Regions from separate parts of the Mus musculus genome. Here region 1 is linked to region 2. The links are chromatin loops, found by intact Hi-C in ENCODE. Cell type or tissue: left cerebral cortex. All regions are shown on one strand. Links, peaks and the distances in the headings refer to the core of each region. The heading gives the core; the rest is flanking DNA.

Evidence for each region. A loop is a pair of places that touch in the nucleus more often than their neighbours do. Peaks named below come from ENCODE experiments on the same cell type or tissue, not always from the same donor. Only the 100,000 strongest peaks of a DNase experiment are listed, where the experiment ranks them.
Region 1: a loop joins it to region 2, with 2.1 times the contacts of the local background. A loop is called at or near these places in 4 of 42 quality-filtered maps.

What each region holds. Positions count from the first base shown.
Region 1 is chr2:157,910,831-157,918,693 of GRCm38, forward strand. Vstm2l (V-set and transmembrane domain containing 2-like) reads left to right here and starts at 3,823. Exons shown (of 4, transcript NM_198627.2): 1 at 3,823-4,101. The coding sequence starts at 3,981. In left cerebral cortex, for the core only: CTCF peaks have their summits at 3,121 (motif pointing right) and 4,236 (motif pointing left); DNase peaks (open chromatin) are centred at 2,490, 2,678, 3,100, 3,702 and 3 more places; H3K4me3 peaks cover 2,030 bases; H3K27ac peaks cover 812 bases.
Region 2 is chr2:157,741,483-157,749,345 of GRCm38, forward strand. All of the region lies in intron 1 of Ctnnbl1 (catenin, beta like 1), which reads left to right. Among named protein-coding and RNA genes, the nearest start is that of Ctnnbl1, 8.0 kb to the left of the region's middle. In left cerebral cortex, for the core only: a CTCF peak has its summit at 4,433 (motif pointing right); DNase peaks (open chromatin) are centred at 5,486, 6,002 and 6,693; H3K27ac peaks cover 1,557 bases.

The sequences.
Region 1 (7,863 bases), core at 1,337-6,336, 170 kb after region 2:
TAGTAGTTTATGTGATGTGTACTTGAGGATCCTGAGGGTCGCTCTAGCCTCTGATCAATTGTCAGAGACTTCAAATGAGTGTGCATGCATACAGTGTTGAACGCATGGTGGAGGAGAATTCACACAGGGAGAAATGATAACTAAGGCAGACCTGGGCCCGGGCCTGGGCCAGCATCTAACAAGAGGCTGTATCATCTTCTACAAACCAGAGCCCAGGAAGACAAGGCTTACTATATTTCACTTTAATAATGATGGGACCTGGTACAGTCAGGGCCACTCTAGTGATGGGCCAGGAGCCTCGATGGCCATTACTGGAGCTGTAAGTTATTCTCTTTATCCAAATCTTAGGCAGCAATTTAGGAAATTTAATTAAAGGGGGGAGAAACGGGGACACCTTGAGTTCCCTGCCTCCTGTTAGAATGAGTGAAATACGCAGGCTATAAATGGAGGTGCTGTCGGAGACGCAGCTCTGATGTTTTATTGCCAAGTTTTATTCGCTGATGTAAACGTAATCGCTGGCAACTGGAGTTCTATTAATGCACATATCTCCACACACCCAGGGCCCCGCCTGCCCCACCCCCACCTCTGGGCTGTTTTACTCACCTCCCAGGTCAGCCCTGGTGCTGTCTTAGGCATGCTAGTGCCAAGTCTGGATTTCCCTGCCGGTTTCATACCCTCTCATGGCAGATAAGGCTTTAATAGAATTCCATTGCTCCTCTGAGCTCAGTAATGCATTCTAGAAATTAGGCAGCTGTATCCTAAAGCCATTGTTCCCCCTTACAAATGGGCTCCCTCAAAGCCAGTGACCGTGGGGTCTCGATAAGCTTTCATGAAGCCTCGCTCCCATGTTATTGGTGTGTGCAAGGTGCGGCTCTGGCTTACATTGCTCATTGTTAGGTCCTGATACATTTAAGTCGTTTCCCCATGAATCAGGCAGCTCAGGTATTTCCCCCCTCGTGACATTGATAGATGAGCGAGAGGAAGCCATTTAGACGGTGCTCTATAGGGCCCTGGCCCGCACGGTGAATGATTTCCAATGCCTAGTTTAATTTATTTTTAAATGAAATTTGTTATTGATTCTGGATTAAAAGGACAAATCTTACGGCTGTTACCACTGACAGAGCCACAGTGCTCAAGTGACACCTTTCAAGGAGGGAAGGGGGGGTGGCCTCCCAGAGTCAAGGGGAGGGTGGGGACTCTCTAGTGAGCTCTGCAGACTTGGCAGTGAGAACACAAGGTCCCCTGCTTGGAGCAACTTTGAGATGAGCTTCTTTCCCAGCTAAAGGATTTGCTCACCTTCCAAGCCTCATTTGTGTAGGGGAAATAGCAGTGATATTTGCCTCACACCATCCACATGACTGCTGGATGCTTGCTTAGTTGCCTCCAGGGACAGGAGACTTACTCTCTCCTGGAGCATTCCAGAGCTCTGTGAGTGATTAGAATGCTCTGCCCCGGTAGATTCCTGGAGACTTTCTGGGGACAGTGTGTGGGTACTCTCTGCCTCACCCAACTCAGTCGTTTCAGACTCTGTGCTTTGCATTTGGATCAGGGATGCAGACAAGAAACAATTACACAAGGAAAGCATATAGCCTGGAGAGTCACCGCATCTGGCTCTGCTACTCACGCATGCACTTTGCACAAGTGACTCCATCTCCCTGAGCTTCAGTCTCCTTGACTGTGAAAGGAGGATATTAGTCTCAGGGGTCAGGAGTGTAAATGGTGGAACCCAGTGTAGTCTGGGCCACTCCAGTGATGGGCCAGGAGTCTCAATGGCCATTACTAAAGTTGTAGGTCATTCTCTTTATCCAAACCTCAGGCAGCAATTTAGAAACTTTAATTAAAGGGGGTGGGGGTGGGAGATGGAGACATCTCAGGTTCCCCTGCCTCAGGAGTCACGGATATGAATATGGTGTGTAAACTGTACTGGTATGGGGGATACAAGTGGAGCAGGTGGGTGCAATGGGAGAGTCCTGAGATGAGAGACAGAGGACTTGGACCTTGTTCAGGAAAGCCCTCCCTGGTTCTTACCTTCCAAAGCTGTAACAAGGAGGGCTGAGTTAAGGCTGCTCAGATATATGCCTGAGAGTCTGGTCTCTACTTCCTGGACCAACACACTTTTAGCATTGCCCTGCTTTAAGCAGCAAGTTCAGCCTTTCTGAGCCTCAGTTTCCTGACAATGATAGGACAGATATAGTACCTAGAGGCTGTTCTGGAAGGACCTGAGACTTCTTGTCCCTTTGCTGTGCCCTTCCCTCCAGTCTCACTCAGTCTCTGTCTCTCTGTCTGCCCCTCTTCATATTTTGAAATGTATTTATTTACTTCCAATCTGCGTTTGAAGAGGAGAACACTCGGGTCCGATCCCCGGTTCTGCCACCACAGTGTTCTGGAAAGATCTTGGATAGGAGTTTAAAGAGCCTCTGCACAGCTGGCTGATGCTGAAGAGGAGCTGTCCGTGGTGCTGAAACTGTGCCTCTAACATGCAACACCTAGCAGGGAGGGAAACTTGAGTTGATCCTGGTGACAACAGTATACTATCCACCATAATATCTGAAAGGGGCATAGGGAGACAGAATAAAGACAGCAAGCACGGTGTGTCACTCCGCTTTTTAGATCTCTCAAACTTTAGGTACTGTGAGCCGTGCTGGAAGCTGGATCCCTGCGGTGCTGTGTGTGTGGAGCGGGGATCTGTCCACGGTGCTGAACCCTCGCATCTAATCACCCCCGAGGCGCTGTCCGCGGTTCTTAAAGGATGAAACGAAAAGGGTGCTGTCCGCAATGCTGAAACAATGCCTGCCGGCGAAGGCAGAGGAGAAATGAGGGTAGGAAGAATCCTTCCCGGGGTCCGAAACCTTGCTCCGGATCTTCTCAAGACCTCGGAGAAGGCAGCCTTATGAAATAGGCTTTTCTTTAAAATAACCCCCCAACCCTCTTTTCCTGTCACAAAAGCCTCAGTTAAAGAGTCAAGGAAGGAATCAGAATTGGACTGCCACTCTTGGGAATGAAAGAGTCTTCATGGTTTACACACACAGACACACACACACACACACACACACACACACACACACTCCATCTAGACCTTTCATCTAGGGAGAGCCTTACAGTCCAGAAGGGGGCGATCCAGTTCACTGTGTAGAACCCCAACACCTCTAAGCTAGGAGCCCCACTAACTGCTGAGTCCCAGAGACAGGAACCACAATGATAACTACATTGTGTGGGCGCCACGATGTTCCCCACTTTACCCACCTAACTCCAAAGACCCCCCCCCCCCCAACCCCCGACACACACTGCTTCTGGTGGTGGCGTCTGTCCCCATTTTTCAGACGAAGAACTCGAGGACAGGAGAAACTACGCGTGATCACACGGGGACCCCAAAGCTGCCAGATCTTAAACTAGTTCACCTATGTCTCATCCCGGGTGCGCCCCCCACCCCTATTCACCTGTCCTGCACCTCGCCTGGCCCTGGCCCCAACACTACCCAGCTGGCAAAGTTGAGCGGCCCCTCCAGCGCACGGGTCTGGTGGCAGGTCGGATGTTTATCCCCAACGATCGGATTTCGACTCCCAACACCCTAGTGTTCCGCCCTGCGGGGGGTTAGGTCCCCAGGTGGCCTTCCACCCCCGGGCCTGCCCCACCCCCGCTCCCGCGCGGGAGGCCAGTTGCGAGTACCGCTTTAAAAATCCCAGCCTGGGCAAAACTTTGATGATAAATCAAGCTGCGGATCCCTCCGCCGCCGCCGGCTCAGGGCGGGGAGCGAGGGGGAGGGCGGGTGCGCGGCGGCGCGGAGTGGCCTTCCGCGCAAGCGAAGAGTCCCGCAGTCGGAGGCGGCGGGCTGGGCGTGCGCTCGCTGCCTGCAGCCGGGGCCGGGCCGGGGCCAGCAGGAGAGGGCGGCGGCGGCGCCGGGCAGGGTACGGCGGGCGCGGGCTTTGCGGGCTGCGGAGCCCCGATGTGAGGCGGCGGCGCCCCCGGCCGGAGCGCGCAGCATGGGGGCCCCGCTGGCCGCGGCGCTGGGCGCCCTCCACTACCTGGCACTTTTCCTGCAACTCGGCGGCGCCACGCGACCCGCAGGCCATGCGCCCTGGGACAACCACGTCTCCGGACACGGTGAGTTTGCGCGCAGCCCCCACGGACTTCCCCCCACTGAACCCCACCCCGGTCGCAGCCGCTCCAACTTGGCGGTCGCGGTGCTCGAACCTGCGCCGACTGATGCTATGGCCCAGAGTTCCGGGGCGCCCTCTGCTGGGACTGGGGACCCACCCTGTCTCCTATCGGGGCCAGCTCTGCGAGAAGGGGTTCCCAAGAGCACACTCGCTCTGGCCCCAGCTCGCAGAAGACCCCCTCCACGCGCGTACACACTCACACGGATACACACACCTCTGCGACCATACAGATGTCTCCAACCGCGGACACACTCAGCCACGCTCACTGCATCCCACACTCACAACTCTGCACATCCCCTCTGAGCCTCTCCTCGCTGGTAAATATACTTGTGCCCACTACGCACACGAATCAGACACTGGCTGGTGGCTCACCCTGCCAGCTGGCACTCGGGCACACACGCTTCGCTTCGCCACAACTCTTGCCTGTCTGCCTGCAGACACGGATACACATGCACGCACGCACTTGTGCACACACTTTGCCCACCCACTTCTCTCTGCCCCGATTCCTTTCTCCTTTGTGGGTTTAACGCTGAAACTGCTCCTGCATCCTCTTCATCAGGATCCATCCCTTCCACGGCCGGGAATGGTCCTGAGGGGCGCCAGATGCTGTTGCTTAAGACCTGCTAGCCTGGGTGGCAGCTTCCTTTGCCATCCATGTGGGTGGGTGGCATCCAGGGGTAGGGACAGTCTGGGGATAAGAAGGTAGGGACGGAGAGCTGGGATACACTGGAGTAGTTGAGGTCTATTCTTTCAGCTAGAGGCCAGGAGTAAAGAGGAATGTAGGGTGTTTGTCCCTGGGGGGATCATGAACCCCTTGAATCCTACAGGACACCCCCATCTCGGGGACCCCATCTCAACCTTGCCCCTAGAGGACTGAAATGTTGAACTCCAGCATTGTGGGAGCAAGGAGAAAGCAAGTGCTGCCTGCACGAGTGTCTGAAGCGCCTTTCCTCCCCACAGGAGCCCAAGTTGGCAGCAGAGTTGGGTGGTGTGGGGCAGGCAGCTGTGGAGGCTCCCTGCCCCTGAGCCATGCTGTGTGATGGGGCAGGGGTGGTTGAAACCAGAGGTGACCCTGCTTCCGTCCATCCCTTCCCTCATCAGAGGCTACAGCACACGTGCTGTGCTCTGTGTGCCCAGGCTGGGAGAGGTTTGAACAAAGGGCTGAGAACAGGATGATTTCTTTTGATGGGAGTGAGTTAAAGGTGTGCGCCAGAGCCTGGAAACCCAGGCAAGGCCTTTTACAGGTGTGCTGCACGATTGGGGTTGCTCCAGAGGGAGGGGTTTTCAAAGCCATGCTCAGAATTCCTGTGCCTAAGGGAAGCCCAGATCCCCGTATCTACATACACCTCACCTCCTCGCTATGTTGGACAAAAACCTCTCACATACCTTGATGTCCATCATGATTTCTGCTGGCCTGGCAGGAAAGGTAGAAAACAGGGAAAGGACTATTTTGATGCTCTATTCACAGAGGAGAAATCAAGTCTCAGAGAGGTGAAGGGAGTTGCCCAAGGTCACACAGTGAGAGAGCGGCTGAGCCAAGACTGGCTCCAGGGTCTGTCAGGCGAGAAGCAGCACTTTGTCCAGGTCATTTCTCTCCCTGTCACATTTTTTTTTCTCATTCAGGGGAAACTGGGAATTCCTCCCTTCTCTCCCCTCCCGTCTGCCTGTCCAGCTCAGTTCCTTGGCACTGTCAAAACTTATACTAGGAGGCCTCTTCAAGAAGGACTTGCCTTTCTGAGTTTGAGATCCCTTGAGGTACAAACATAGAACTCTGAGGCCTATGGTCATTGTCTTTGGGGCACCAGACCCTCCGAATTTGGGTCATTCTTGAGTAAGCAGGCTCTTTCCTTTGTGTGACAGTCTCCTCCTGCCCCCTGGTGCCAGCTGCGCTGAGAGGGGCACAGCCCTACTGATCTTCTCATCCCCACTCTGGACCAACCCCTGAATTGGGGATTCAGGGAGGTGCTGGATGCAAAGGGGACAGGACCAGTTTCTGAGAATCTGATCTCCTCTTGACTGTCTCTGGGTAAATGGGTCACCCCTTGGGACCTCCTCTGCTCTGTCCCTCAAGAGATGGCCCCACTGCTCTGCAGGGGCCCGTCCACCCTCTCGACATTGCCAGGCTCAAAGTCACCAAGCACTGGCTGCTAAGGAGCCCCACAGCTGCCCCTCTGCTGGGTCCAGCACCCTGTCACCACAGGAAGGGTCTGGAGCCACTCACTTAATCACAAAAAGAAACAGTTATTAATGATAGTGAGACGCGGCGAATAAGTGGGTCATGTCTAATAAGCCATTTGTGTTCAGGAGGAGAATACCAATTTGATAAAAGCTGTGTGTGCTGAAAAAGCCCCGAAATTGCTGTTTAGCAGATTGGAGCCTGATCGTTTCATTATTCCTGGGCTCCGCATGTCCTCAGCTGATTCAGGGAATAAGGCCAGGTCAGGATGGTGTCTATGGGTTTAGGAGAAAGGGTTGGGGCTCGGAGCAGGGAGTCCTAGGGATGAACCCACAAACCTCAACTGCTTAGCTTGGTGTCAGCTCACGGCTGCAGCTCCACCTGATCCTGCCCAGCCACCAGCTATTGCCTTGCACCTGTCTGTCCCTGGGGTTGTCACACGGAGTGTCTGTGACCAGGCAGGTCAGCCAGCAAGGATGTCTGTTTACTCCCCAACACCCCCCTCCCCCAACGTCCACTCAACCGCCTTCAGAGGAAGCATCGCCAAAGCTTGCAGAATGGATGGTGCCTGGCTCTCAGAAGGCACCCGAACCCCAGCACTCAGAGACAGGATGGGGAGACTCACACCTCCTACATCGCAATGGCAGCTGCTCTGGCTTTCCTCACAAGAAAAGGGCAGCTCATGGCTATGCCCCTAGCAGGGGTGGGAGGGGATGGACCTACAGTGTATGGAATGCTGACTGTGTGTTCTAAGTGCCCAGACCTCTCCCCACTGTGAACTCATGCAGGCTGGCATTAGATAGATACTCAAGAAAACTGCGTTTGGAGAGCTCACCAAACGACTCACCCAAGGTCACTGTGCCTGTGCAGAACCTGGAGGACCACATCAGAATAAGGGGTGCCAGTGACTCTGGATCTATCATCTCGAGGCCAGCCTCTGGGCAGACTCAGCCTAGTCCTGTAATGAACTTCTTTCTCTGCAGAGCCCTAACTCCAGGGGGGGTTCCCCGGGGAACCGTTAAGGCCGCATGTTTCACCAAGAGGGACCAGAAGCTCTGGAAGGAGGCAGATCTTACTGGAGTCCATATCTAAGCTTCCTGTGCTTTTTCTGGGTGTGGACAGGAAGGCAGAAGCTTTGTGAAGACATTTATAGGCCCTAGTCTGAGCCCACCAGGTTATTTGTGATAATGTATATGCCCCCATAGGCCTGCCTGCCCCTCCCTCCCTCCCTCCCTCCCTCCCTCCTTCCTTCCTTCCTTCCTTCCTTCCTTCCTTCCTTCCTTCCTTCCTTCCTTCCTTCCTTTTCTTCTTTTTTTCCATTTGTTTATTTTGTGGAGGTGCACATGTGGAGGTCAGAGGAAACATGCAGGAATTGGTTCTCTCTCGCCACTGTATGAGTCCTGGGGTTTGAACTCAGTTTGTCAGACTTGGCAGCAAACACCTTTACCTGCTGAGCCATCTCTGCTCCCTTCTTTCAGTCGTGCAGGGGGGGGGGGGATCAAGCCCAGGGCCTTGTACTTGCCGGGTAAG
Region 2 (7,863 bases), core at 1,771-6,770:
GCTGGAGCTCCTGACTGTTCTGCTGGTCTGTCTGCTGTGTGCCAGAGGCAGAACTAACTTGCTTGCAGATAAGTTGTCAGGTATGGTTGTCAGCACATCCTCCAAAGGGAGATGGTGTGACTGCTTCATGGAAAGGGAAACTGGAGCTAGGGAGGCAAGTTTCCTGTCTGTGAAACTCACAAAGCCAGGAAGCAGTAGAGCCAGCACTGAACACCCAAGCATGTTTGCCATTTTGAAAAAAGCCTTTGCGTTGATGTGCTTATGTAGAAGAAAGCGTACATTGTAAGCACTGTGGCATATAGTCAGCACTGGCAAAGCCGACTGCCACTGAGCACGGAAGCTCCCTGCGTGGGAACAGAAGGGAGCAAAGCTATCCCATTCCCAACTCAAGTGTTTGACTCAGTGTCCTGAGAGTTGGGGGTGTGCATTTGGGGTGATGCTAAAACTGGTGGTCAGGGACTGTCCACAAAGGCACCCTGGTCTAGACTCATCTGCATTCACTTAAGCTTTTCCCAGTTGAGACGACCCTTGCTTCTCCTGGGCACTGGTCTGCAGGCTTTTCAGCTTAAGCTGTACTTCTTCCCTGCCACTCAAAATGGAGAGCAAATCACTTAATCTCTCTGGGCCTCAGTTTCCTCCTATGCCTAATGAGGGGATTAAGTATGACTCTCTCCGAGGTCTCTAGTAGCTTTAAAATTCTGCTATACTAATTATTTAGGCCAGGGACTCCAGAGAGTCCAGGGGCTGAAAAAGCCTGATGGGGTGAAGAAGTTGGGGCTGGAGACCTGAGAGATTGGGGTTCTAATCCAGCCTTTATCAGCACTTATCTGGGTGTCACTTTCCCTCTCTGCACATCGTTCTTCCCGTTAGTTGTAAAGTGAGGAGGTCAGACAGTACAACTTCTGGTTCTTTCCATTCTGAAACTCAGGGTCTAAGGTGAGCAAGAAGAACTATCATACAGCAATAGGAAGTGTTTATTAAAAGTTTAACAATTTTTTTAGCATGCTTATTAAATTTCATTTTTTGGGGCAAGTCAGTGGGAAGATTGCAATTTTCTGCTGAGATTGGTTCTTCTGGTAATAGGCAGAAGAGCGCCTCAGTGCATGCCTTCTACCCTTGACAGATGTTAACAATTCATTTGAGAAGACAGGAGAATTACAATGTGGACAGGAGGTGGTGGGGAAAGTCTTAAAGAGGAAACCAGTTATGTTCCCAATATGGAAATGCACTTTTTGATGCCTTCAGGCTTAGACATCTCATCAAGAGGTGTGCCCAGCAGTGGCTTGGCAGAGAAGTTTCTGCCGCATAGGCGCAGAGCTGAACTCCAGGGCACTCTCATTAATACTCATTCCACAGATGTCTGGGAGAAAGTTCTTTTACCTCTGAAGTTTTGCAATAAAGAATTCACATTTAGTTCAGATTGGCTCGGTGGGAACGGCTGGCTTTGCACCACCAGAGAAATTCTCTTTGAGACAGATTGGGGTCAGAGACCCTTGGCTTGGGTGATATTGCAGACACCCACTCCCCCTGTCAGATGTGGGTAATATCAGCATTTTCTTGGATTGGAGGGGCTTCTACCAATCTCTGTTTTGCACCTCTCCCATTTCTTACTTTTGAAATAAATTTTAATGATAATGATAATCAACTGTCAAAAATAGTATGAAAGATTTTGAGGCGAGGAAAAACCATCACCCGTATCTAAGGACTATTTTTTTGTTTTCATATTCTCCCAGCTTGGGTACCTGTAAGTATTGCATATGGGTTCTTTTGTGTTGTTTATTTTAAGCATGCATTTCTTTTCTACATAGCTTTCATGCTGTTCTCTAACGTATGTGAGCTTTTGTTTGAATAATAGACCATTTTCCCCTCCATTATTTCTCCTCAGTTGGATATTTCGGTAGTATTCAGGTTTTTGTTCTTGGAGGTATATTGTGTGGAGCTTCTTTGTTCAAGTGGCATTTCTCTCTCCCCTTGTCACTCATAATTACTTTGTGCTATTTCCTGAGGTAAGGGTCACATGTGTTAAAATCATTGCGACCTGATCTGGGCTTGAAGAATTCATGATCTGAGATGTGAGGTGGGCATTTAAACACCTCACTGTGTGTAAGTATCCTGGGAGCACTGTGTAAGGAGCAGTTGGATAAGCTCAAGGAGGTGCTGGATCAGAGGGCGTGGATTCAGTTGGGTCATTGAGAAAAGAGAGGGCTTAGAATCCCAGCCCTGATGGAAGAGTCTGTGGGTGGCAGAGGAGGCTGGGAGGGGTCAGTTGCCAACTGTTAGGAGCAAAGTTGTGTGATGGGTGTTCAGGGAATTGGGGGAGTAGCCAGAGAGAGTGGGGTCCCTTTAGCTGCAGGGACAATGCGGCCAGCGCTCATGTGGGGCCACCCCTTCATTCAGCTCCATGCACTCCTGTTTACTGCATCCTGATAGTACTGCTTGTAGTGACTTACATTTCTGCCATTTATCTAGTAGGCACATAAAGCGCTAGCTCAGAGTTATTGAGTGAGTGTATTTTTCTTGTACATGTGTATCATTTGTACTTCTTGCTACCTGCTTCCCCCTGTTAAAACAGTTTGTAATTGAGCCTTTTCAGTTTTTGTTTTTGTTGTTCTTGGGCGTGTAAGGCACATTATTGAAAGTCTGAACTCTTGAGTTCAAAATGCATCCTTCATTTTTGTGGCAGCTTCATGTTATGTTCTAACCCTGAGAATATTATTCTGATCATACTGAAAGAGACTGCTTTTTGCATGACAGCTTCATGCTTTCCCAGGTTAATTTTGTTAGCAAGCTGGCTATAAATAACAGGTAAAGAGCAAGTTCCACTGGTGTTCCTTCCCCATTTATTTCCTCTCTCCATGTTTTTTCTCCTGTAAGTTCATTTCTTCTCGCCATGACTTCCTCATCTGTCTTTCCTCCCGCTCATTCTTATCACAGAATATACAGTATGCTCCTGTGCCTCCTGTAAATTCAGGGAGGCAGCCAGCATCTAGCAGCATGTCTTACCATCCTCAGTGTCCAGTAATAGTTGTTTGGGAACGGCTTGTGTATTAATTTTTTTAATGCTAAGATCAAATACTTGACAGAAAGCAAGTAAAGAGTGCAAAGGTTTGTTTTGGTCACAGTGTTTTGGTCACAGGGAATACAATTTATATTAGTTACTCTCCTGTTGCTGTGATTGAATCCTGACAAAAAGCAACTTAAGAAAAGGTTTCGTCTGGCTCACAGTTCCAGAATATAGAGTCCTCCCCGGTGGGGAAGGGATGCAGCCGGAGCATGAGGCTGCCGGGCAGGCAGTCAGGGAGCAGAGAGGTCACATTTCCTGTGCACATGGGCACATAGGAAGTGCTGCCAGGCTATAAACCTTCAATGCCCGCCCTCAGTGATGGGCTTCCTGCAGCAAGGCTCTGCCTTCTAAAGAGTTCAGAACCTTCCTAAACAGCGGTACCAACTGGGGACCAAGTGTTCAGACACTGGAGCCTTTGGGGGGCATCCCTCATTCTAGTCACTATCGTTCCATTGTGGTAGGGATCACATGGCAGCCAGCATGTGAGGGCCTGGTCACATTGCATCCACAATCAGGAAGCAGAGATGATCAACTGGTGATCAGCTGGAATTTTCTTTTCACTTATTTCTGGAACCTAGTCCATGGGCTGGTATTCAGGGAAGGTCTTCCCTCCTGGGTCAAAAACTCCCACACAGATACACCCAAAGGTGTGTTTCCATGTTGCTTCTAAAGATTTATTTATTGCTATTTTATAAGTGTAAGTGTTTTTCTGTGTTGTACATATGTGTACCATGTGCATGCTTTGTGGCCAAAGAGGCCAGAGGAGGGCATTAAATTTCCTGAAACCTGGAGTTACAGATGGTTGTGAACTGCCAAGTGGGTGCTGGGAGCTGAATCCAGGTCCTCTGGAAGAGCAGCAAGTGCTTTTAACTGCAGAGCCATCTTACCAGCCTTGGGGGTGGGGTGGGGGGTGGGGGCTGGGGCTAGTCAAGTGCAGATTAACGGTGGGGACGGGATATGTGTGCTGTGGAGTTTCCTTCTTTTGGAAGCTCACCCTCCTCTGCCTCGCTTGCTGGCTGGGATGGTGCCCTTCCTTTCCCTTCCGAGGACGGTTGTCACATCACCTTCTGAACAGTTTTTCTCTTACATTTTTGTACATTTGTTTTTCAAGACAGGGTTTTTCTTTGTAGCCTTGGCTGTCCTGGAACTCACTTTGTAGATTAGGCTGACCTGGAACTCAAGAGATTCACCTGCCTCTGCCTCCTGGGCACTGGGATCAAAGGTGTGCGCCACCACCACCTGGCTCTTATTTATTAGTTTATTTGTTTATTTGTTTATTTATTTATTTATTTATTTATTTTAAATTAGTTATTTTATGTGTGTGGCTGTTTTGCTGCACATATGTGAACCTTCTGGGTGCAGTGCACTCAGAGTCCAGAAGAGGGCATCAGATACCCTGGGAATGGAATTACAGACAGTTATGATCTGCTATATGGGTGCCGGGAATTAGATTTCTCTGGAAGAGCTGCAGTATCCTTAATCAATGACCCATCTCCCAGTCCCTAATTTACCTAATTTAACTCTTTAAAAAAGTGTGTGTGTGTGCATGTGCTCGCACCTGCTGCCGGCTCTCTCACTAATGCTCCATTTTTTTAGTTCAGTGTTCTGTGGAGGTTCCTGCATTTAATTGTCATAGTTCTTTGGTTCCTGTGTCAGAGTTTGAAGAGTACTGGTTTAAAAAACCCACATCGTTGAAGAATGCCTGTGCCCTTTTCTGTCAGCTATTTCTTGGGCCTCACTGTTCCTAACTTTTTTTTTTTTTTTTTGGTTTTTTGAGACAGGGTTTTTCTGTATAGTCCTGGCTGTCCTGGAACTCACTTTGTAGACCAGGCTGGCCTCGAACTCAGAAATCTGCCTGCCTCTGCCTCCCGAGTGCTGGGATTAAAGGCGTGCACCACCACGCCTGGCTTGTTCCCAACTTTTTACTAGGTGTGGCTGTAGGCCCAGTCTTGTCCCTTCAGAGGAGCCCATCCAGTCTTCCGCTTCAGCTCCTTTATGTAGCTACCTGTTAGCCCTGGAGCTCTGATTGACATTTCTTGTGTCGACTGAACTTCTGGCCAGATGTTCAGCTATCACACAATCCTCTGCTTCCTCCTCTGCCCGCCCGCCCGCCCGCCCGCCCTCCCTTCCTCCCAGCCCAACTTTACATTTTAGTCAGGGCTGTCAGCTGCTCAGTGACTTGAAAGAAGCCTTGGGGCTCTTTCTCAGAGATGAAAGTGCTGCGAGATGAAAGATTCTCTCCCCCTAGACCGCATGAGCTTGTGAGCCAACTCCTTCCAGGAGGAGAAGGCCTGTGCCTGTGTGAGTGACTGACTCAGTCTGGGTAGGAAGAGGCCCAGTGAAGCTTGGGGAGCTTGCATTCCAGAGGGAGCTCCAAAGGTTTGAGGTCCCGGCACCCAGTGCCACACAGTGCTGCCACATGGGGTGGCATCAGCAAGGTGTGGGATCCTGAGCCAAACAGTCCCACTGTGGGACAGAGGCTTCCCAGAGGAGGAGGGCTGTGTCCTTAAGAGCCTTCTTTTTGTCCTCGTGTTTCCACCATCACCTCAAGCTGTAGCCCTGCAAGGCTTTGCCACTCAGGTGGCTTCCCAGATGTGGTGCTGTGGTGCTGTTGTCACGGTAGATAAGGGTCCATTTCCTTTGTATGCTGACAGACAATGCTCTTCTTCAGGCATGGAGGTCATATAGAGGTAGATGCAGCAGCCACTCCCTCTCCATTTCAGAAAGACTGGTTGGGGTAGGTCATAGTGAATAAATAGCCTCCTTAATTCTGGGGGTAAAATTGGTGACCAGTCTCTTTCTGTGCTTTCAGTGGCTGCCACTGTTTTTCAGTTGGGGGATTGAATGTATAAGGTTGAACACGATAGAGAATTTTTTCTATATAAAAATGACTGCATCAGGGAATGCAGAGGTTCAAAATAGCTCGTCAGTACTGTGGGAGGAAAGAATGGGAAACCTGTGAAGTAGCTTTAATGTTTAGCATGGCAGATGAATGCAGACTGTGGGTCAGATGGTCTGCATTTGAACCCCAGTCCTGCTGAGAGCTAGCTGTGTGACCTTGGTCCAGTTAATTAACCTCTTTAAGCCTTGGCTTTTATCTTTCAAATGGAGATCATCTAACAGGACTACCTCTAGTTCACCATCTCTAGAAATATTCTTACGTTATCATTACCATCTTTTAAAAACAAACAACCCCAAGGTCTTACCTTGTAGTCCTGACTGCCTTGGAATTCTATGTAGACCAGGCTGGCCTGGAACTCACAGGTCTGCTGCTGCTGATTTTTGAGTGCTGGGATTAAAGGCATGTGCCTCCGTGTCTGGGTATCACCTATATTAAAAAACCCAAAAAAACAAACAAACAAAAAACCAAAAAACAACAGGATTAAATGAGGCAGCGTGGCTGGTATAGTTCTCAGTAAATAGAAGCTGTTTATTTTTGATATGCCAAACAAACATGTTACCAGGAAGCAAGTTTGTCTTAAATTTTGCAAAGCTGCCTCAGTGTTCCCAAGATCTTTGGTTCCTTGGAGAATAAGGCTTAGAATTCAATAAAGCAAAATGAGAACAGTTTGTCACCCACACTTCCACAGTGTAGCATATTCTCAGTAGGCTAGAGCACAGCCCTGTTCCACCACAGTTAGCCGTCACCGATAGCAAAAATTATGCCTCCAGCAGCTGCCATTTGTTCCCCAGGTCTCCTCCTCAGCACTGGGAAATCACAGTTCCTGCTTAGCAGGTACCAGGAGTCTCACTTACAAATCACCTCTTCCTTTGTCTTTTCCTCCCAGTCATCCTGAGGGAAGTGGGTGGTTTTGATCTGAGTCTTTTGTAGCTGGAGAGAAGCTGGAATTAGGAGATGGAGCCTGAGTTCTGAGCCTTCTTTTGCCTTTTCGGAGTCAGCCATTGGCCTTTTCACCTGACTTGTTCAGAGCCGGTTTCTTTTCCATAGAGTTCCAGAGTGAGCTTAGGATCCCAGCTCCATACAGGCTGGCGGATAGACACACAGTGGGTTATCCTTGTCCTGGAGGTTAGTAAATAGCCACGGAGCTCTTATCTTTATTTTTTGGTGTGTGTATGGCCGGGTTGCAAGTGCCCTCCCTCCCCTTGCCCCCTTGGGGTGTGTGTTTGTGTGCACAAGTCAGGGTTACAGGAAAAAATGTTGGTTATCATCTTCACTTACTCTCCACCGTTTGAGACAAGATGTCACCTGGAAGCTTATTTGTCCAGACTGGCTGGCCAGTGAGCTGCAGGGATCTGCCGATCTCCACCTCTCCAGCGCTGCGGTTATAGGTATAGGCTGCTGTGCCTGGAACACAGGTCACTGTGGTTTTGTGACACGTACTTTACTGACTAATCCAATCACCCTGACCCCTTGATTTTGGTTTTTGTTTTTGTTGTTTTAGGTGGAGTCTAGCTGTGTAGCTCAAATTGGCTGGGAATCCATGATCCTCCTGCTTCAGCCTCCCATGTGCTAGCATTACAGGTGCTACTACCATGCTCAGCAAAATATTGTTAGCCTTGTGTAGACACACCATCCACCTCAGTCCTGGCCTTCCCATTAGCCTTGCAGTACTAACTGACCCCAGAAGGATCCAAAACAGCAAAATACCTGCTTTCCAAAAGCAGGTAGGATTGATCATTGAACAAGTTGCTTGATGTCATTCACATGCTTATTGTGTTAATGCCCAGAATTGAGAGGTGGCCAGAGGGCTTCCCAGCTGGGATTCCACTGGACTTTAACTAATCGTCCCTCTGTATCAGCACTCTAGTATGGACTGTTGGAAGGCTGTTTTCTTTGC